Regions from separate parts of the Homo sapiens genome. Here region 1 is linked to region 2. Evidence: chromatin loops called from intact Hi-C (ENCODE). Cell type or tissue: Calu3. All regions are shown on one strand. Links, peaks and the distances in the headings refer to the core of each region. The heading gives the core; the rest is flanking DNA. Region 1 overlaps MACC1 (MET transcriptional regulator MACC1). Region 2 overlaps TMEM196 (transmembrane protein 196).

Region 1 (11,440 bases), core at 1,256-9,255, 410 kb before region 2:
ACCAATGAGATTGATCATATTTCCATATATCTAGGGGCCATTGTGTTTCCATTTTTTGAGAAATGTTCATTTAGAGAATTTTTTCAAAAATTTCTATAGTGTTGTTTTATTTTGTTTATTGATTTGCGGGAATCTTTGATATATTTTGGAATCCAATTATTTTTCCTTTTTCAGTCATGTGCAATGAAAATAAATTGTCCTAGTTTTGGCTTGTGTTTTTACTGATGTCCTTTGCTATATAGGATGTCTTATTCTAATGTGTGGTTTTATTTTTTAGGATTTGCATATTGCATAAGTGTGTGTGCCTTGTTTAAGAAATTCTCTCCTTCCCAGAAAACATAAAGACGATCTCTAGACTATCTTCCAAATTTTAAGGTTTTGTTTTCACTTTTAGGTTTTTTAATCCCTTGGCATTTATTTTCTGTGCACAGGATGAGATAGTGATCAATGTAATATTTTTTTAGCATGCACAACAAATGGCAACATCACTGTTTAATGAATAATCCACCATTTCCACACCACTCTGTTTGGCCACCTGTGCCATGTATCAATCCTTCATATAAGGGTGGGTCTGATTCTGAGATCTCTATTCTGTGTCCTTCATATATTTATGTTCCACTTCCATGTTGTCTTACTTAGAGCCTATTTATGATAAATGCTGATATCTGATAGGTAGTGCAGTTACTTTTGTCATGCTCTTCTTCTGGATTGAGTATTAGCTCTTTGCTTTTCTATGTAAATATTAAAATAGCTTAAGAAGTTATTGCTGCTGTATGTGTTGTTAAACAACATGCTTCAAAACAATATGCTCTATGCAATAAATACATACAATTTTATCCATTGAGAAATAAATAAAATTTTAACTATTAAAAAAGAAGTAACAAATACACATACACATTTACGTGCAATTTTTCATGGAACTGCATCGAATGTATACAAGGATTTAGGGGAAAATTTTTAGTTTGTGATATTTAGTCCTCCAATCGCCAAACAGGAAATGTTTATTTACTTAGTTTTCAACTTACTTTTTTGTTGTTGTTGTTGTTGTCCTTGGAATTCTCATTAATTGCTTTTATATGGGATCAGTAATATATTTCCAGATTTGGTTATTGGTATTAATCTGGAATTTGATCATTTTTTAGTGGAGTGCTAACACATATTTTAGTATATCTAGTCGAGTATCCTACCAGGAGTAGAAGATTTATATAGAGGATTTTCACATGTAGTTCTTTATAGAAATACGTATGATGTCTTTGAGTTTATTTTCTCTGCCAGCCTGTATATGTATGCTTACAAAAAATACTTATCTATTTACTTTGTAGGTGGAAAAATGCTAATCACTGAAAGAAAACATTTTCGGTCAGGAAGAATTGCACAAAGTATGTCTGAAGCAAATTTGATTGACATGGAAGCTGGAAAACTCTCAAAAAGTTGCAATATTACAGGTATGGGAATTTATAACTGTTGTGATTTGTCCATGTAAGTATATGAAATTCATCACCAATAATTGTTGAAGGTCTACCTCTGAAAATGCTGGAAGATGAAAAGAATTATAAAATCTTGTTTTTATCATAGAAATAGTTAAAAAGATGTGCAAAATAAAATAGCACAGCCAACAGATTATGATAAATATTATAAAAAGGAAAAATGTTGTTAATAAATGAGTGTTATATGCAATAACTATAATGAATTTGGGGGTAAAAAGGCTCTCTGAAGGTTGATTGACCTAGGAAATCTTCATGGAGCATCAAAAAATTAACCTGATCCTCAGAGGAAAAGTAAGTTTTAAGAGAGTTAGGGGTAATTGTATTAAAGAAAAGTGTGAATATAAGAGAAATGCCACCTTTATTTTTCAAAATCCGTCTTCTAATTTTTAGCATATAACACTTAAAAACATTTCAATTAAGGTAATGTTTCTATGTATATTAAACAAAAGAAATTCTGACAGTTTGCTTGAATTATTTTTTCAGTAGAACTTCTGAAAATTTGGTTGGCTCTTCTGCCTGTCTCTAAAAGCAGCACTAGCTTCACAAAGTCTACAGAGTCTTTATAATTATTTACTAAGAAATGACCAAGTACGAGTTGCTCTACACAAACAAAAAATGGCTTCAATGTTGTGAGATATCTAGAAATTCTTATAATAGAAATGTAAATATTTTAATGTTACAAATTCTTAAGACACTTACTTTCCAAAATAATAATGCTTCAATTTCTAGTGGTAAAATTATTATTTGCCATTGCAAGCTTGAGTGCAATGAATTCATTTGATCAATAAAACCAATGGTGGTCTAAATTTTCAATGTTCATTTTATGAATTCCTTTTCCTGAAAAATGTTAATAACATTTCAATACAAAATTATAGAATTATCTAATAAATTAATGACTTTCTAACTTAGCATATTGTTTTAAACGTTATTTTAAATATTAACAGATGTATTTGATATTTTCTACATATTCAATATTATCTGAAAAGGAAAATATTAAATTAATATTCTGAATGTAATGAAACCAACAATTCAGTGCTTAGAAAAATATGGATAATTGAATAACTGATTTATTCTATTTGACCAGAAATTTGCTTTTGTAAACATGATACATAAAATAATAAAGCATAAGCACATGCTAGTCTGAGTCATTTTCAAGAAAATGTGTTAAATATATTATTAGGTCATATTAAATATTTATTTGTTTAGTTTATAAATCATGATGTCTTAAAATAACATTACATATGTTCAAAAAATAACCTGGTAGAAAAAATATTCTTCTCTCATTACATATAAATTTGAGCAAATTTAACATTGAGTTTATGTTAGCTAGTAGACTAGAGATCAGAAAGAAAAATGAAAAGTAAGTCCTGAATTTTTAAGCTATGGGAAAAATTAATCTTGATTGTAACTCACAGTGCCACCTTATCTTTGTTTTGCTTTGTCTTTCCTTAAATAACAAGAATGCCAGGACCCAGACTTGCTTCACAATTGGCCGGATGCTTTCACCCTTCGTGGTAATAATGCTTCCAAAGTTGCAAATCCATTCTGGAATCAACTGTCTGCTTCTAACCCATTTTTGGATGACATAACTCAACTAAGAAATAACAGGAAGAGAAATAATATTTCCATCTTAAAGGAAGATCCTTTTCTTTTCTGTAGAGAAATAGAAAATGGAAATTCTTTTGATTCCTCCGGTGATGAACTTGATGTGCATCAGTTACTTAGGCAGACTTCCTCAAGAAATTCTGGAAGATCTAAAAGTGTTTCAGAACTTCTGGACATTTTAGACGACACAGCACATGCCCATCAGAGTATACATAACTCTGACCAGATCCTACTACACGACTTAGAGTGGCTTAAAAATGATCGGGAGGCTTATAAAATGGCTTGGTTAAGTCAACGCCAGCTGGCCCGCTCCTGCCTTGATTTGAATACAATTAGTCAGAGCCCTGGATGGGCCCAGACACAACTTGCGGAGGTCACCATAGCTTGCAAAGTAAACCATCAAGGAGGGTCAGTACAATTACCTGAATCAGACATCACTGTTCATGTGCCCCAAGGTCATGTGGCTGTGGGAGAATTCCAAGAGGTGTCTCTAAGGGCTTTCCTTGATCCGCCACACATGCTTAACCATGATCTTTCGTGCACTGTGAGCCCGTTGTTGGAAATCATGTTAGGCAACCTCAATACAATGGAAGCCCTTTTGCTGGAGATGAAAATTGGGGCTGAAGTAAGAAAGGATCCTTTCAGCCAAGTCATGACAGAAATGGTGTGTTTACACAGCTTGGGTAAAGAAGGCCCTTTTAAAGTTTTAAGCAACTGCTACATTTATAAAGACACCATCCAAGTCAAGCTAATCGACTTGAGTCAGGTAATGTATCTAGTGGTTGCTGCACAAGCTAAAGCTCTTCCGTCACCAGCTGCCACCATTTGGGATTATATCCACAAAACCACCTCAATTGGAATTTATGGACCCAAATATATCCATCCCAGTTTTACTGTTGTTTTAACAGTTTGTGGACACAATTATATGCCAGGACAGCTTACAATTTCTGATATTAAGAAGGGTGGAAAAAACATATCTCCAGTTGTGTTTCAGCTCTGGGGGAAGCAGTCATTTTTACTTGACAAGCCACAAGATTTAAGTATTTCTATTTTTTCCTGTGATCCTGATTTTGAAGTAAAGACAGAAGGAGAAAGGAAAGAAATTAAACAAAAGCAGTTGGAAGCAGGTGAAGTAGTTCATCAACAATTTTTATTTTCTTTAGTTGAGCACAGAGAGATGCACTTGTTTGATTTTTGTGTTCAAGTGGAGCCTCCCAATGGTGAACCAGTTGCACAGTTCTCTATCACTACTCCTGATCCAACCCCAAACCTAAAAAGACTCTCGAATCTGCCAGGCTATTTGCAGAAGAAGGAGGAAATCAAGTCTGCTCCTTTATCACCAAAAATTCTTGTTAAATATCCTACATTTCAAGATAAAACATTGAACTTTAGCAACTATGGGGTAACCCTGAAGGCAGTGCTAAGACAAAGCAAGATTGATTACTTCCTTGAATATTTCAAAGGGGACACAATAGCTCTCCTCGGGGAAGGTAAGGTAAAAGCTATTGGTCAGTCCAAAGTGAAAGAATGGTATGTAGGAGTCCTCAGAGGTAAGATTGGACTTGTACACTGCAAAAATGTCAAGGTGATTTCAAAGGAGCAAGTAATGTTTATGTCAGATAGTGTCTTTACAACCAGAAATCTTCTTGAACAGATTGTCCTGCCTTTAAAAAAATTGACTTATATCTACTCAGTTGTATTAACCTTGGTGTCAGAAAAAGTTTATGATTGGAAAGTTTTAGCTGATGTCCTGGGTTACTCACATCTGTCCCTGGAAGATTTTGATCAAATTCAAGCAGACAAAGAATCAGAGAAAGTTTCTTATGTTATAAAGAAGTTAAAGGAAGATTGCCACACAGAGAGAAATACAAGGAAGTTTCTGTATGAACTTATTGTGGTGAGTATTGCTTGATCATGGTAATGAATTGCCATCGAGAATTGTATTAACTTGACAATATTTATAACTGAACATGTGAGAGGAGAAATGTTTAAAAATTCAACAGTCTTAAATACATTAAAGACACTTTATAGCAAATATAGTTTTTCCTACATGATCATAAAACTGGTTTCTTAAACTTGAGATTCAACTGTGATTTCCCCAAAAACCAGGATCATCTTTTAAAAGAAAATAAAAAGTTCTGTTTGTGCTGGGCTTAACAGTTCAGATACAACTTCTCTTCCTGTCTCAAATATTTAGACAACTCTTAAGATACCAGAGAGGCTCCATAACATGAAAGCAAACTAAAGAGAACTAACTTGGCCATTGTTAGGGATCTACTTTTCAGTGTGTGTGGGATTTTTTTCTTTCTTTCTTTTTTTTTTTTTTTTTTTTTTGAGACAAAGTCTCGGTCTGTTGCCCAGGCTGGAGTGCAGTGGCACGATCACAGCTCACTGCAGTTTCAACCTCCAGGGCTCAGCTGCCCAAGTAACTCAGACTGCAGGCATGTGCCGCCATGCCTGGGTATTTTTTTTTTTTTTTTAAGGGATGAGTGTCTCACTATGTTTCCCAAGATGCTCTTGAACTCCTGGCCTCAAGCAATCTTCCCACCTTTGCCTCCCAAAGTGCTGAAATTACAGCCATGAGCCACCACACCTGGCTGTTTCTTTTTTTTAATGTATTACCAATATCCTTTAGCAATTTAATATTCTTATGTATACAATGCATTACAGCCTAAACAATAATATTAGTAATTCTCATCTTAATCCTCATGTTTTAATAGGACTCCCAGTGCCAAATTCTTTAGTGTAGTATTCAACCCAGTGGAAGGCTCAGTGTAGAATTACAAAGTACTTTTTACCTTTAAAGTAGAAATTCAATATTTTATAAAAATAAAAAAAATCAAGATCATATTTCTAAAAATGGTTAAAACATGAGTGTAAAAATAAAAATGATTGTTAATGCTTCTCTAGTGCTTATTTAGCCATTAACAACTCTATGGGGTAAGTATAGCTAGTATCTTCATCTTATAGGTCGAAGAAACCAAGTCTTAAAAAGTTAGACAATTTGCCCACGTCCTACAGTTGCCTATTCTTATAGATGGGATTTGAATATTTTTTGGTTTCAAAATCATGCGTAAAGCCACTATGCCTTCATGAAACAAAGTAATGTGTGTGTGTATAAAAATGTTTGTATAAGTACTGTGTATGTGTAGGTATTTGTATTAAATATTATAATTGTGAAAGGCTGGTGCTCTGTAGAAGGTAAATAAAATTATATAGGCAGGTTCATGCAAAGGAGCAAAGTTTTAATCAAGATGCAAAAGAAGTAGAAAATATTTGGAGAACAAATTTAATCTGTGGCATTAACAATGATTCATATAATAAATAAATATATATAACATTATCTCTCTTTCAATATTTTTGATGATTCTACAGTGATACTTAGAGAAGTTGAAATTCAAAAGCTCCTATATCCAGTTGCTAAGTTGATAGATTTTTTATGGTGTGCTGCATTCTTACCTACCCTGGGACATTCAGAACTATTGGAGACTGAATGTTAGAAGCTGCTCTACCTGGTGGAAGCTGCGTGTGCATTTTGTAATAGCTCATTAACTCTCATAGCTCATATTTAACATTCACCTGCAAAGGTTTGAATTGGAAAATTAATTTCTTTTGTTTTTTTAGTGGCCTAAAAATGTTGTAATGGCCAAAGGTCATTAATGATGGTCTGAAAGTTCAAGCCTGATCATACCTGTATATTTTGGGGTATGATAATTACCAGAGTGCCTCAAGCGGCTAATTAGAAAATCTAGTAGAGACTCCATTCAAGCGGGGAGCTTCCAAGCTTTAGTGGAGGTTTCAGGATTTCTGTATGAAGAGGCTCAGGCCTGGTTCTCTGACTGGCAGGTGATGGAGCATGGGGTATAGAGTTGTCTCTTGAAACTTTATTTGCATAGTAAATATACATTTTTCTAGGATTGTATATTGATTTGGTGTGGCAGGGAGCGACCCGATAAGCTGAAAAAGACTGTGGGATCCAAACCCTTCAGTCATCTCTTGACATTGAGACTGGCTGTCCTTATATACTTGACACTCTCTAAAGCACTTCAGCATCCAATTTGATTTTCACAATGATTATGGAAGTTTAGACAAAGTGGAATTAACACTACATTGATTTTAAAAATCATTAAATAGAGATACTGTGTGATGCATGTAAAGTCTTATACTATGTGGAGCTGGATTTTAAACTCAGGTTTTATGGCTCCAAGTACAGATCTTTTCCCTAAAACAAGAAACTGGAATATAAAGTAGTAACCCCACTCCACAGTTTACTAAAAGCACCATCAGGGGCCCGCTAGCTCAGTATTGTTTCTCACTGAGGCTATAACTCTTCAGTATAAATGTATGGATCCATTTATGTATCAAAACCATGGGTAGTCCTTCTAATTGCATACTTTCAGGGGAATGAACATGCTATCAACTTTCATAGTTGCTTTACTTGCTTATTCATTTTAACTTATTGTTTCATATTGGTAGATAAAGCTCCAAAGTGCCATTAAATAATGAGGGGCTACCAAACATGTTTACAGTAGTTCCCCTTATCCACAGTTTCACTTTCTGTGGTTTGGGTTACCTACCATCAACCATGATTGACAAATAGGTGAGTAGAGTACAATAAGGTATTTTGAAAGAGAGAGGCCACATTCACATAACATTTATTAGAGTATATTGTTATGATCGTTATATTTTATTACTAGTTATTGTTGTTAATCTCTTACTGCGCCTAATTTATAAATTAAACTTTTCCATAGGTGTGTATGTATAGGAAAAAACACAGTGTGTATAAAATTTGGTACTATCTGCAGTTTCAGGCATCCACTGGACAGCCTTGAAATGTGACTCCTTTGGATTCTTGGATCTCCTTGGATTCCCCCTCCTAAGGGGGAGCTACTCTATTTGCTCATTTGAACAAAGAAGAGGTATAGATAGATGTAATCCCATATTTTAAAAATGGTACTCAAGGCAAAACACAAACTTGTAGACTTGTTTGAAACATGCATGGTTAGGTAAGAGCCTGATGGTTTTCTATTTTGCATTGTAGAAGACTAGGTGTTTTGTCTTTAATACCTTGTACTTTATGTTTAATACCATTATATTGGTGATGAGGGAGAGTATTTTTAATAAATTTATATATATATATTTTAAACTTATAAACATCAATAGCTTTGTTCAAAGTTGAAGGAGTGTCTCTTTTTTTTAAACACAGCAGGCATGATTCTGGGATGTTTTAAGTCATATTTTGGTGAAAATAGAATAATATTTACCATCACCAGTTCACATACACTTTAAAGAAATTCTTGTAGCCAATCCTCTCCTAGAACGAGGCTTTATTTCTTGTGAGTAAATAACTAATCCTAGAGTGATAAATTAGAGACTGCCGGAACTTCAGAGTACCATTGGAAGTGTGTAATTTAACTTCCTTTTTTCACAATTAAAGATACAAAGACACATATTAGTTAAGTGGTTTATCCAAGGTCCTATAATTAGCCACTGAATTAGTTCTAAATCTCCCCTAACTCTGGCTTAGTTATGTCTACTGTAGTTTGCTTATAGAATTTGCTTAAATGTGAATCAACTCCTTGAGCTTTAGAAAACTCGATTATACGTGTAGTGAAAAAAAAGGACTCCCATTTGTAGAATATGTAATAAAAATTCCAATTTATAGAGAGAAAAGCCCAAGTTAGTTGCTTTTAATTGTGACATGTAATTGTTGCTGCAGGCTCTTCTGAAAATGGATTGCCAAGAGTTAGTCGCACGTCTCATCCAAGAAGCTGCTGTTCTGACTTCAGCTGTCAAGCTTGGAAAAGGCTGGAGGGAACTAGCTGAAAAGTTAGTACGACTCACAAAGCAACAAATGGAGGCATATGAAATTCCTCATCGAGGAAACACTGGAGATGTTGCTGTTGAGGTAAGACTTCTGTTTGTGTAATTCAATAGTGAAAAGTTGCAGACCAAGTAACACTAATGTAATCAAACCCATACCACATTCACGGATTCACTGGGGGAATGTCCAAGATGATCCACTAACTGAATCACTGCACTAGTAACTCATCAGTACTATCTGAAATAAACACACACACTCTTAAAAGGCATTGAGAGCCCTTAAAATATTGATGTTTCTTCTTTTGGATTTCATATTCTCATGGCCTTTGATCAATGAATTAATTGATCAAATTGGGCCAGTAAGTGGGGATGGCTATAAGAACTTGAGTCATAAAACAGGTAAATTTTGAAGGTGGGAGACAGGATCAAGTCAGGACAATAGAGGAAGACATAATGATATGTACTTATCGGCCTCAGGCATAAACTTAGTCACTTGCGATAACTAATGCTCAGGGACAAGAAGTAGTAAGAAAGTGGATGTAGAGCCACTGGTGATGAGAGATTGATAACTAAGAGCTTCATTATCTCCTTCACAATGTTGCCTACAGTAACTACAGGCATCAGTTGCAGAATGTTAGCACTTAGTACAAAGTAAATATTTACCATGAAAATATTGTTTTTATCAAAACAAATGTATGCTGTTAGGCACAAGTTAAACACATATTTTTCTCCAGATTACCATAAAGAACTGGGAGTCAATTTTTATTGAATTAAATAAATAAAAATATTCCAGTGAAGGGCACATGTAAAATATTCTGTATCTTTCTCTCAAATGAACAAGCATTTTGAAGATATTTATGTTTAAGGAAATCTTCTCTCTATTAGAGATGACTTGGTGAGAGCAGAAGCTGTATTCTTCACTTTGTTTTTGGCGTAGATCTGGGTATTAATTTTTGGAGAAAATTTTCTTGCTTCGATGCAACCATTCCAGTTGGGTGAACAGGACAAAACCACCTTTGCATGAAAAGTAGAGTCAAATCAAGTCAGCTGAATTCCAGCAGCTGCAGTGGAAGTGTCAGCAGGCTGGTTTCTGAGTTCCTGCAGCCTGGCTCTCCAGCCAGGACTTCTCCAAAATAAGACTCTTTAGCCAGGAGCAACCAGGGACTGAGGATGTCTTTCCCCTCAGAGACTACATTTATCTCCATAAACTTAGAAGGGCATTACAGCCTATAAATAAGCATAATATAGCATTTGGTGCAGTACACAAAATGGACTCAAGTGTTTACAGAATGAGATGAAAGATAGGAAGCCTTTAAGAAGGAAAAACAAATATTATGAGGGATACGCTCTTCTGATTCGGACATTTCAGTTAACTGATGAAAAAGTTGTCTAATTGAAAGCAGGACCTTTTTTTCTTAATAAGGTTCTGTTTTGAAAGAGTTTTGTTGAGAGTTATTTATCAGAGTTATTTATTCTGTCAGCCTCCTTAAGCATCTGGCTTCTCTCTAATTGTGGTTGTTTATAGTTTGTCTTCCCCTAAATCTTGATGGAGGCCAGCAAACCACCCACTTTTCCATTATTTACTTTTGCACAGCCCAAATCATAAATGACTAAGTCTTTGCCTGAGGCTGATAAACACTCAGAAGCAGAAAGGAAAGCCCCTAGGTGTCTTTCTATGATAGTTCAACTTATTGTGATTAATAGTAATAGTCATCACTCAGATTCATGTTATTAAATACTTAGAAAAATCCACAGTATATTGGCCTGAGGTCATTCCAAATAATATACAGAAATCTTACGTACGAGGTCACTTAACTAATGGGTAAATATATGCTAATTTCCAACCTCCTAAAAAATAGCTGTATAATTTTTCTCTTTGGGAGGAGATTCCTAAATATGATCAATTTACAATTCAAGTAGTTGATTTCAAAGCACACTGATATTAGTTCTGGGTAGGGGGTGCAGAGGGAGGGAAGTGCACTGGGGCAGGGAGATAATTAGGTCTAGCAGTTGCTGGGCCGCTTTTTTTCCTGTATGTCATTTCCTCAGAGGGCACACACTCCAAAAACTGCCTTCTATGTGTGCCAATGCCTGCAGTTGAGCTGTTTCGCTTACTTTCTCTCCTTTAACTTCTTTCTCTTCCCTTTGTTCTATTTTTATTGTATCTTAGGGAGAGTTATCTGGCACTGACTCCGTGACAGACACTGTTCTGGAAATATTACAAAAATTAATTAATGTAATCCTTTCAATAAAAACTCATGGGGCAGACACTAATATCTAAGATATGGAGAGGATAAGTAACTTGCTTAAACATACACAGCTGGAAAGTCCTGGAACCATGTTTAGAGCACAGACATTTGACTTCAGAGTCCATGACTTTAACCATTACACTCTGTCCATCACTGTTTAATATGGTGACTATGTTGCAGAGTCAGAAGGTGCGGCCAGGGTTAAGCAACTTGTTTCATTTTTTATTTGTCCTCTTTTCAGGCCATGTCAAGTAGCCATGATACTATCAAAAATTG
Region 2 (11,440 bases), core at 1,227-9,226:
GCATCTGGCTACATGCACACTGAATTGCAAAATGATTGTAGGCTGAGCCAAAACTAGACATAAGCTTTTATGATGACCAACATCTTATGTTATTCTTTAGTTTCTTGGAGCATCGACACAATCTGAATATAACATTATGCTTTAAAACATGACATTCAGAAACAAGTATGATTGGTAGCATTTCGAAGACTTCCTTTGGAGTAAATAGAAATTAATACACAATTATTTTCCAGAAGACAGTCCACTTACAATCCTTGAAATCTTGTTAATTGTAGCTTAGTGTATTAGGGCCAGAGGTTGCAGAGAACAATGGTACTCAAATCCCTGAGTATATATATTGGTGTGATGTAGGAAAATCTGCCTCCATGGATGAGGAAACATGAGTATTCTGAAGCAAACATACACACAGTTTTGGTACAAGGGAAGATCCTGTAAATAAGAAAATAAAAGTATAAAATATTCTTTATAATTCTGTTAGGAATTCTGACACTGGTCTGTACCCATCAGATGCTCAAAAGTTATAAAATTTTAATAATAATTATTAACAGCTCCATTTATTTATAGTTTATTGGACATTAGAAATATACCAAAAATATCATAAGCATTATCACGTTAATATTTTTAACAGCACTTTTAGATAAGTATCAGCATACCTGCAGGAGTACATCCATTTTACCAATGGGAAAATTGAGAGTCAGAGACTTTAATTAGCTGCTATAAGTCCCACTTGTGTGTGACACAGCCAAATTTACAGCACATGTCTGTCTGACTCCAAAGTCTGTACTCTTAACCATTGTGTCATACTCCATTGGTTTCTTTTAAGCCTTGGTTCTAAAGAGCAGTGCTGGTTTTATATTCCAAACCTTTGTGGACAGCACCTATCAATTAACCTTTTCCCAGAATGAAAAATGTCCTGGAGCATAAATACGGTTCCACTAGTGCTTCAGAAACTAGCAGCTCAACGTGAAAAGCCATTGCAGATACCTCTCTCCCCTGTATAGTTGCATTCTGTTAGCTGTTGCAGAATCATCATGCTATCTATCTTGTCAAGGGAGAGGAATTATTTTCTCTTCCAACATTTATATTTCTTCTTCACATGGTTTAGTGGAAAAATCATGCCATTCTGCATCTTCCTATTTCTTCTCTAACAAGAAATATATAAAATAAAAATAATCATGACATCCTTTATTTCGAATCAGAGAGTCTTTCCTCAACAATGAGGGAGAAACTTCGAATGCATTACATTTTTAACCATTCCTCTTAACTTGATCCACATATTACAGTTACTCCTTTACAGATACCTTTGGAAACAAAACACTTTTCAAGGAAATAGCGTTGGGGAATTACAACCTTTAAAACCAATATTTTAAAAGATATAATATATGATTGTTCTTTTTCAGATATTCTGAAGGTATATTTTTGGTGTAGATTGTGCAAGATTCACTCTATTTCTGAAGGAATGATGTTATTTTTATTGAGTTCTGTAAAAGGATAGAACTGCCTATAAAGGAAATAAATTGCATAATGAATGGTACTTGTTTATAGACTGCTAAGCACTGTAGACCCCATATATTTTAATCTCTGTTGTCCTATTTGGGAGTAGAAAATGGCCTGGTCTCGGTAAAGCACCAGAGGACCACTGCTTAAAAGTATTTACAACCCCAGAGCAACTTTTCACCAGCTTAAGGCTGACATGTGTTAAGGAGTTCTTGTGAGATACGAATATGTGTAAGGACATAATAATGATTAAATACCTCAACTACTTGGAAATTTGCTAAAAAAAAAATCCTCTTCTGACTAACAGAAAAAGGTCTTCCAATTTATTCATTTGCATTGTAGTTTCATTTTTAACTGCCAAATAATAATTGTATATATTTATGGCTACAATGTGATGTTTTGATATATGCTTACATTGTGGTATAATTAAATCAAACTAAGTAAGATATCCATCACTTTGCATACTTATCTTTTGTGTGTGTGACAAGAACATTTAAAATCTACTCTTTTAGAGGAATGGGAAGTTTTGCTGACTCTTAAAGAGAGAGAAAGACAACAGAACGTTTTGGAGAGAATGATCATGAAAATGGCTGAGAAGCTAGGGCATGTTTTTCCTAGGGGAAGATCCAGGGTTAATGGTGCTCTTGTCTTAATGTGTAGACAATGGGTAGACATGCTGGGTATAAAATCTTCAGGCTTAATGAGAGAGAGAACTTTCTAACAATCAAAGTCATTTAGGATATAAAAGGCTGCCTTTGTTAATGGAAGACATTGATCCTAAACTGTGAAAACTTGTCAAGCAAGGAATGAGAGTAGTATAGTTATGCCAGACGAGTTATGATTGCAGGCAAGTTAAGATTGCATGACTCACTGACACTCTAATTTCCACTGCAGCGGGCTGAGCTTAGCCTCAATACGTAGGAGAATTGTTTGTGAGTGTTGTGTATTTGGAGGTACGAACTGTGAGTGAGGGAAATAAAGGAGACAACAAAAATAGATGAGAAAAATCTGGAGAAGTTGTTAATGAATACAAGGCTAACTTACAAAAGGCCTTGTTCTCTCCTTGCATTGAAAGAGATGATGGATATGTTCATTTGTTTCACTATGGTAACCATTTTATTATCTATATGTATCCCATAACATCATGTTCCATACATTTAAATATACACAAAAAAATTTATTTAAAAAAAAGAGCAGAACTTTCCAGGACATTTAGCATTGCTCTGGGTTATTACCAAGGGTTTGTGACATGCGCACAAAGCAAGATGAAGGTGTTTTCCCACTTGGATACTAATTTTGTGAATGCAAATCCCACCCACTTTATAGGTTACATGCTAAATGGATGGCTTTTGGGGAATCTGTGACTTAATTCAAATGAATCATTCACATAGTAGGAACTTAAGCCAAGAGAGGGAAATATTTTGATTGGCTCTCTCCGTATCACGTGTTATAAGTAGGTCTTCCTCCACTTCTAAGAAGGGTGGCTTCTCTTGGTTTATTTTTATCTTGTTCATATATTAACTCCTATAAATGTAAAAGCCATAGACCAATGGCCTAAATAAAGTGATCAGGACAAATTTCTGGAAATATTATACTTAGTATCCTATCATTTTTTACAAGTTTACTGTAGAAAATTGGAAAAATACAAAATAACAAAATGACATTAAAATTGCCAATAATCCTGCCACTCAGAGATAATCACTATTTACATTGATTCATAATAATTTTCTAGTTTAAGAATAAAATGTGCATAAAATGTTATATTCCAATATTTTATTAAATTGAAAATAGTCATATAAACATTTTATTGTGACCTAACATATGCTAAGAAAACATGATTTTAAGGAATAGTAATTTTTTATTCTAGTCTTCTGCTTTCAATTTCATATAATTATTTAAGGCAAATATTGTCTCTACCTCCTAAAAAACTTTCTGCCTTATCTCATTCTAGTAGACCACTCCAAATTTCCACTTGCCTTTTAGCTAAGCAAAATGTATCTTGATCACTATGAACTCATTTCTTTTACTTGTCTTTACGTTGGAGAGTTCAGCATTCTTAGAATTTTGATATTCCCTCCTGAAGTCTTTCTGTACATGTCTTCCCTTAGGCATAGTACTACCATCATCAGACGGAGCATGACACAGAGGAGGGTGGACATGTTTATGTCAGACGACTGGATTTGTGTCCTGCTTCTGCCATTTATGAGCTGTATACACTGCGTTTAAGCGGACAGAATCACTTAAATTTCTCTGAGCCTGTTTCTTGTTCTATAAAATGGACTGGTTGTGTGTATAGAGACAACACACTTAAAGTTCCTCGATTATTGTAAATGCATAGTAATAAGTTAATGCTCAATGATTATAATGTCTCTTCTAATTCTGGTTTGATAAGCTCTCATTCTTTCTAAGTTCTGTCATTACACTGTTTTTTTTTTTTTTTTTTTTTTTTTTTTGGACAGCCACAGTGAACATCTCTGAATCTATAAGGTTGAATGAAGGAAACCTTTATATTGTCATTATGTATAAACTTTGTTATAAAGGAAAACGCAAGGATTTTAACTTAGGAGATGCAGGATAGCATTGTAAGCAATGCCCCAGAAAATCATAATCATAATAAATAATAAATAAATATGCATGGGAGAGACCAGTGGAAATACATGTATTACATGGAAAAATTAATTAATTGAAGGAAGTAATCCTTTTTACAAATCACTCCCAGTTAGAGGTAACGATCAATATTTTAGTTGTTAATTAATTGGGAGCTACTGCCACCAAGTGGTAGGAAAGTACTTCTTCGGAGACTAGAATCCAATAACCTTTAGGGAGAAAAGCTCCCTCACCATACTGTGGACCCAAATGTATTCCATCCTATCCCATCGCATCACAATCACCCAAGATCTGATCTTCATTAAATAACCAGCAGCTGTCTTTGGTTTCTGTTACCACACTAACAAAATATTTTTCTGTCAAGAGACAAAACTGAAGTTTAGTTCTAATAGAGGAAAATAAAACAACCAAATACTGAGAGGGTTCAGGTAAAATCATAATTGAAAAATTCCAAATGAGGTTAGCCTCTAGAGTTAAAAAGGCTGAAGTTCAAACGCCAACTCTGCCACTTGCCTGCTGTATGACATGAAAAAAATGTATCTGAGGATCAGTTTTCTCAGCTGAAATATAGAGGTTCATTTAGATGATGTGTGCAAAATGTTTAGCCTAGAGGCTGTTACCTAGCAAGTGCTTGATAAACATTACTCCATTCCTTTTTATTATTGTAACTATAGATTGTGTTCCTCTTCCCTAAACCTAAATACATATTTAGTTCATTAAAATTATGACATATAATCAACTCAACTGTAAAGAGGTTTAACCTCAGAGAGTAAAAATCACCACAAACATAATAGGGATTTTCTTTTTTTTATTTTTATTTTTTATTTTTATTTTATTTTATTTATTTATTTTTTTGAGACGGAGTCTCGCTCTGTCGCCCAGGCTGGAGTGCAGTGGCGCGATCTCGGCTAACTGCAAGCTCCGCCTCCCGGGTTCACGCCATTCTCCTGCCTCAGCCTCCCAAGTAGCTGGGACTACAGGCGCCCGCCACTACGCCCGGCTAATTTTTTGTATTTTTAGTAGAGACGGGGTTTCACCGTTTTAGCCGGGATGGTCTCGATCTCCTGACCTCGTGATCCGCCCGCCTCGGCCTCCCAAAGTGCTGGGATTACAGGCGTGAGCCACCACGCCCGGCCGGGATTTTCTATGATTTACCTAATTCCAAAGAAAGAACTACAGTGTAAAAGACAGAAATGAAAAAATCTCATACGTTCTAAATCTAGATCAGGCAGTAATAATTCCTTCCTGCTGAGGTTCTGAGCAAGGCAATTAAGCCCCCTTGAACCTCGTCTAACTCAGGCAGTGCTATAAAATATACAAATCAATTAATTATTTTGGAAGGTGGCCCAAAATACAAAATTTGTATGTGGATGCCAATTATAATTTTATGCAATACAAACCATAAAGAGTTATCTGCTATGATCTTTAATCAAAAGAAAAGTAAAAATAGTGTGGTTGTCTCTTTGGTTATAGAAAGCTGTTATCTGGAATTCTGGATTCAGTAGCCTTAATTAACCAATTCATGCATATAGCTATGAGTTCAGTAATTTATATTCACAACAATAAATATCCCAGGACACTGAAATAGCCTAAATTGACTTGTTTTATCAAAGATGAATTACATAGTGCCACATATACGTCACTGAACTCCAATTCTTCGAAAATTGAGCATCTACATTTCTTTGAAAATTGAGCATCTAGCCACGTGGTAAATTACAATTAAAAAGAGAGTCGGTATATTTCATAGGATTCTACTTCAACTTCTTGCCAGATTTGTACCAGTCTTATCCTCTGTACTCCCACGTGGTACTCATTTACTGACTCCCTAAACATTTCCCGTTTAACGGACCTCATTTATGTTATGAGGAAACTTAAGCTATGTTGTGGACAGCTCTATTGATTAGAAATTATTTACTGATGATCGGTTAAAGTCTTCCTCTATATAACTCCTTTCCATTGTTCTTGGAGCTAGCATTTAGATTCAGAAATAATAGGTAACGTTTTAGACTACCCCAATTTCCCAGGTAGGTCAAAGAACAGAACTTTTAGTAGTATTAGCTTCAACCTATGAATGTGCATGTCCTGCAGCACAAAATGTAGTTCTTCTGTGTATCTCACCTTTCAGCAATCATGTATTTTTATGACTTAGCACTTTAAAATAAATAAAATATAGGTCCTCTGAGTTATTTGATTTTTTAAAATCTGGATATCAATCAGAACAAAATGCCAAAAGACCATAATTTTTATTAAAATAACCCATAGAATACGCCAATGGACAATTTCAATTAGGAGCAGATGACCATGGAAGTGGCCTTTGTCTCCTAAGGTTTGATGTCCTCTCAGCATCCCCAGTACTGGCTCACTGGGTGCCTCCAACAGGATGTGGGATGGAACAGGGCCGGCATATTAGATGAATTATGCACCAGGAAGAAGATTCGTGCTTTAATTTTCCTCTTGTACTTCTTTATTTTCTAGCCATGTCTCTTTGAAAATATTAACTTATTTTAGCTGTGTTAATAGATAAATGGAAATAAATTTATTCTAGCTGTGTTAGGCTTTATCCCCAGCTGGGCAAGAGATACAGTGGGAAGCCTAAGTGTGATAGTGATTGTGAGGGAAAAAAAGAATCTTCAGGGAAAGGTGAAAATTAAGGTGACAGGCATACTCATTATCAACCCTTCCCTCCCAGTAAAAATCTTTTTACTGGGAGCAATTTATAATTGATCTATTAAATAGAGTATTTTGTGACAAGGTGTTTCCAATATACTTAGTGCTAATGTGAAACCAAGAATAGTTGGCCCTCCCTATGCGCAGGTTCTGCATCCACCAATTCAACCAACTGCAGATTTTTTAAAAATTGAGAAAAATGATAAAAATAAGAGTACCACAATAAAAATAATACACATAGAAAAACAATATAGTATAACAACTATTTACATAGTAGCATTTATATTGTCTTTGCATTAAAAGTAATTTAGAGATAATTTAAAGTATATAGAAGAGTGTAGGAAGATGATATGCAAATAGTGTGCCTTGTTACATAAGGGACTTGTGCATCATCAGGTTTCAGGATCTACGGTGGTCCCAAAACCAATCTCCTGCACATATGGAGAGATGACTGTAATGGGCACAATAAGGAATAATTAGGAAATCCCAAGCTTCAATTGTCATTAAAATTCTGCCACTGATTTGCTGTTTTGTTGTTGTTGGCTTTTTTTGTTTTGCATCTTTATTTCTCTACACACAAAATAAAAACACTTAAAGAATGTTCTTTTCAGTATTCCCAGAAATATTGGGAGAGAGAACTCAGGTAGTCAGTGTTACAAACTTTTGAAAAAAGTAAACTATTGAAATTTGAGAATTTATTCCAAAAGAATATTCAGAAATGTTTCCATTTGGGGTCATTCTTGATTTAACAGCAAAGTAAAGGAACTGGATGATGAGGGTAAATTTCATCGTTAGATATCTTATAAATTGTTTTTTGTTAAGGCTAAGAATTGTACCCCTAAGGGATATTGATAGAGTGCAGTGTTTAATATTTTCTCCAAAACCCAAAACCCACATGTTTTTTATGCTCCCAAATTATTTCTTTTTGCTACACTATTATTTCTTGCTGCAACCTTTGTGGGTATTTCAGTAAAAGCACACTGTTACTCCAGGAAACAGAAAATCTGTCAGGCTTAATCTTTTTGCTTCTTTAAGAACCAGCACCTATTGTCTGGCTCTGTAGAGAGTATAAGTTATTTTTTATTCTCTGTAGAATCATCTTATAATACTACAAAGACATACAAGTGTTAAATCTTGTATGCAACTGCACAGGCCTAAGAAAATTGCTGAGTAATGAATAAATGAATCAGTGAAAGGCTAGAAAAAGAGTTAAAATTATTTTATGATGGTCCTGTTTATCCAGAGAAAGCTGAAAGCTGTTACATTAACAACACAAATCAACGAGGCTCAGAAACCACCATTCATAACTATTCTTAAATAATTCAGAAACTCAGCATCTTCCCTGGGTCTTTTATTAGCTTAAGTTTATAAATCACCTAGACCATTACTGTACTTCAATTATAACGCTTTCTTCCACAATCTAGTCCTTAAAAACCTCACCCTCCATATTCATTTACCAGAATCTTCTATCTGATTCGGATCAGACAAGATTCTGATTCATGTTCTTGTAAGATCTTATTTTAGATTTTTTGAGACAATGAGAAATGTATAATTACTTTTCAATTATATAAGTCTCCAATATTTCCTTTTGAGATTTGATTTAAAATTCTCCCTATTTGCCTTGTCAAGATTTTAGGACTCTGTGGCAAATCAAATTGAACCAGGTACTGGAAAGATGTAATTCATGTTTGCTTTCCTTTAAAACCAGTTTGAACTTAACAAACTAGGTATGTGGAGAGATGAGATATTTCTCCCTCAGGAAATTTCAAGTGAGTTATAAATAGTGCTCTTTAACTCGTTGATTTCCCATAGAGTTTGGAAACAGCTCATTCTAGCTTACTATTTCCAACCCCTTCGTTTTCACAGTCCAATTATGTATACTGATGACCTCTGGCATAAATGTATTCAGGAAGAAAATCATACTTTTATACCTGATCCAAAATATTTATTATAAAATTGATACAAACAGAGAGAGCATGGCTAAGTAATATAGACTATAATACTGACTCACAGAGTGAGAGTAAAATTCTTCCCTGTGTTTATTTCAAAGGCCTCAAATCAACTGCTCTAGAATCTCTGAAAAGAGAGAGTGAAACAAACAGAGAAAGACAGAAAAAGTTGGGTGAGACAACTACTTTTGTTAATACCTCTTGAAGAGGCCATTCTCTCATTCCTTAGGGGCTCTATCTGGGATGATAGCTCCACCTTCCCTTCAATCCAGGTAGTCTGATCCCCAGAAATGATCCCTCATCATGACAAACAGAAAAACAAACAAAGCTTAAAGAACTTAAAAGCCCAGATATACCACCAGTTCTTTGATGGGGGAAATGAGCCTCTCAAAGACAAACTACACAAAACTTCCCATGCAAAGGCATAAAAGGTCAACAGGATCTAGAGAAAGCAACAGTAACCTCCTCTCCCCATAGCTAATGGAGATAAGTATGAACAAGACACTGACTCCTGACAAGGTGCTTCTCTGACAACTGTCTTAACACCTGGGAATGGAAAGACAAGTGTTCTCTATGAGAGTCCATACCTTTTAGGAAAGAGAAGAACCTTGTCCATCATAAAAGCTTAGGGAGTCCTTAGAGTATGTGAGACATCAATTGCTGCTCCCTTCAGGACTCTTACATGAGTCTGCATTTCTAAAAAGTATCCCCATGTCATTCCAATATAATGGTCTATGGAAGTCATTATTTGAAAAATTATTGTGGATGCTTTGGAACTCAGATTATTCTGACTAAAGTGGGTCCAGTTGTTAAGACAGCCAAAACTGAGTCCTCACAAACTACCTGTGGAGAAGAAACAGGCAAATAGCATCGGCAGCTTTTATACACTGCCTCATTCCCAAGAGTGTTGACACTGGATAGATGCACATTCAGATAGGATTATTGAATAAAACATATGTCGTCAAATGGAGCGATGTCTCTTTACTTTCAGTGATATCTTACAAAGGATTTCAAGCAGAGTCATAAAGTCAGGATTATTATTAATATGACGTAAGCCCTGGGGTTTAAGGAAGTTCCTCTAAGGGCACCATACTCTCCCTGTGAGAGCATACTCTTTTTCCTCGGAAAGGACAAACAAAAAAGATGGCAACAGCTTTGGTTATAGTCCTTCGAAGACCAGTCATTGTTTTCAATCAGAAAGTGAGATGCCTCTCTCCTTTAGGAATTGTGTTTTAGATAGGCATGGCATGAAAAGTATAGTACCTGATGGGTTAAAATAACCATAAGATAACAAAGAAATTGACCCTATTTAAAAATGTATTCTGATATTTTAATGTCCTGAGACATTTTCTAATATATTTTGACTGTTCATACGTTATCTGATCTTGACTGAACGAAAAGTATCTGGATTTCGTCCAGATGCAAGATTCTAGATGATATTAGGATAGTGTGTGCATCAAGGCTAAAAAGGGGTCTAAAGAGGAGATTGAACTACAATCACTCAGAACAGTGAACCAGTCAATAGCAGGTAATAGCATCTCAGCATTCAGATGAAAGTGCTAAGACGTTGTCCAACTTTCAGTTTTGCCAAAAGGGAAAAGCTATTCTGCATAAATTCTGAAGCCAAACCTGGTGTTTGAGAGAAAGTGAATCAACTACTGGAATATATTCTCTTAGGTAAATTTTGCAAATCATTTTCTGTCTTAACAATTAAAAACAGAGTCTTTTCTAGTTTGGGAAATTACTTCTCATCTCTAAAACATATTTTTGCAATCATCACTCAGTGCAAAAGTACTGTCTTTTTCAGTGACTTTTATGTAGAAAAGTCTATTTGTATTGACATCTCAACAACATCTGAGGACTGAGAAAGAACTTTCTGAAACACACAGTGTCATGACTGTGACATGTGGAAGGTCAACACCATCCAAGTTATTTTCAAATGCTACCATTCAGAAAAGAATTAATCTATCATGACTAACCATAACTGTTTTCAAATGTTTAAATTAACTGGATTTGATTCAGTGATGATTAATTGCACCCAGTTATGTGCCTTAAAATTGGCTGAAATTGATTAATTTTTGTACCTCCCCATGGATACTGTAAATACACTCATCAATGCATTTACTGATTCATTCATTTCATCTGAAGTTCCATTATGTCATCTAGAAATATTATTTCAACAGCACAGCTTTGTCAGAGAGGCTATGGCAAAGCTGGATATAACAAGTAGATGATCTGTCACTCTAACAATGCCAGTAATTGCAAACGAAATAACACATTGAATTCCATTGTTTATATGGAGATTCATATGAGGTTTGAAATGGTTTCTTAGATCCATAATTTATTTTCTTCATAAACTCGCCCGTCACAGAGCATAATTCCTTTTTCAATCCATCTGTTTTTTCTAGAGGGTCGAGAGACTATCAAAATGCTTTACAAAATGAAGACTTTATTTCAGCAACTATTATGAATGTGTGGGAACTACAAGCTACTTTCTAAATAAAGATGAAATATGTTAGTTATTGAAGGTGGAGGCTGCATCTACTTCAACATGTAGTGGTTTATCCTTCATTATATTTAAGAAGAAAACTACGCTCAGCCTTCAACCTCAATCTTCCATGATAGGCTTAATTTATTTCTGTACTCAATTCTTATAAACTACTCTATGGAACTTTTGAGTTTGTTCCTGAAATACCTGACCCTCCAGATTCTGAATTCAT

Evidence for each region. A loop is a pair of places that touch in the nucleus more often than their neighbours do. Peaks named below come from ENCODE experiments on the same cell type or tissue, not always from the same donor. Only the 100,000 strongest peaks of a DNase experiment are listed, where the experiment ranks them.
Region 1: it touches region 2 in a loop (3-fold over the local background); 7 of 110 quality-filtered maps call a loop at or near these places.

The regions. Positions count from the first base shown.
Region 1 is chr7:20,151,753-20,163,192 of GRCh38, reverse strand. It overlaps MACC1 (MET transcriptional regulator MACC1), which reads left to right. Exons shown (of 7, transcript NM_182762.4): 4 at 1,323-1,445; 5 at 2,948-4,989; 6 at 8,812-9,000. The coding sequence starts at 1,331. It overlaps MACC1-AS1 (MACC1 antisense RNA 1), which reads right to left. Exons shown (of 4, transcript NR_046756.1): 4 at 9,662-9,929. Among named protein-coding and RNA genes, the nearest start is that of MACC1-AS1, 16 kb to the right of the region's middle. RefSeq lists a silencer at 4,222-4,381. In Calu3, for the core only: no CTCF peak of the experiment used is centred there; a DNase peak (open chromatin) is centred at 4,332.
Region 2 is chr7:19,740,774-19,752,213 of GRCh38, reverse strand. The region is part of intron 1 of TMEM196 (transmembrane protein 196); the gene reads left to right. The region is part of intron 1 of LOC107986774 (a long non-coding RNA gene); the gene reads right to left. Among named protein-coding and RNA genes, the nearest start is that of TMEM196, 27 kb to the left of the region's middle. In Calu3, for the core only: a CTCF peak has its summit at 4,259 (motif pointing left); DNase peaks (open chromatin) are centred at 2,383 and 4,293.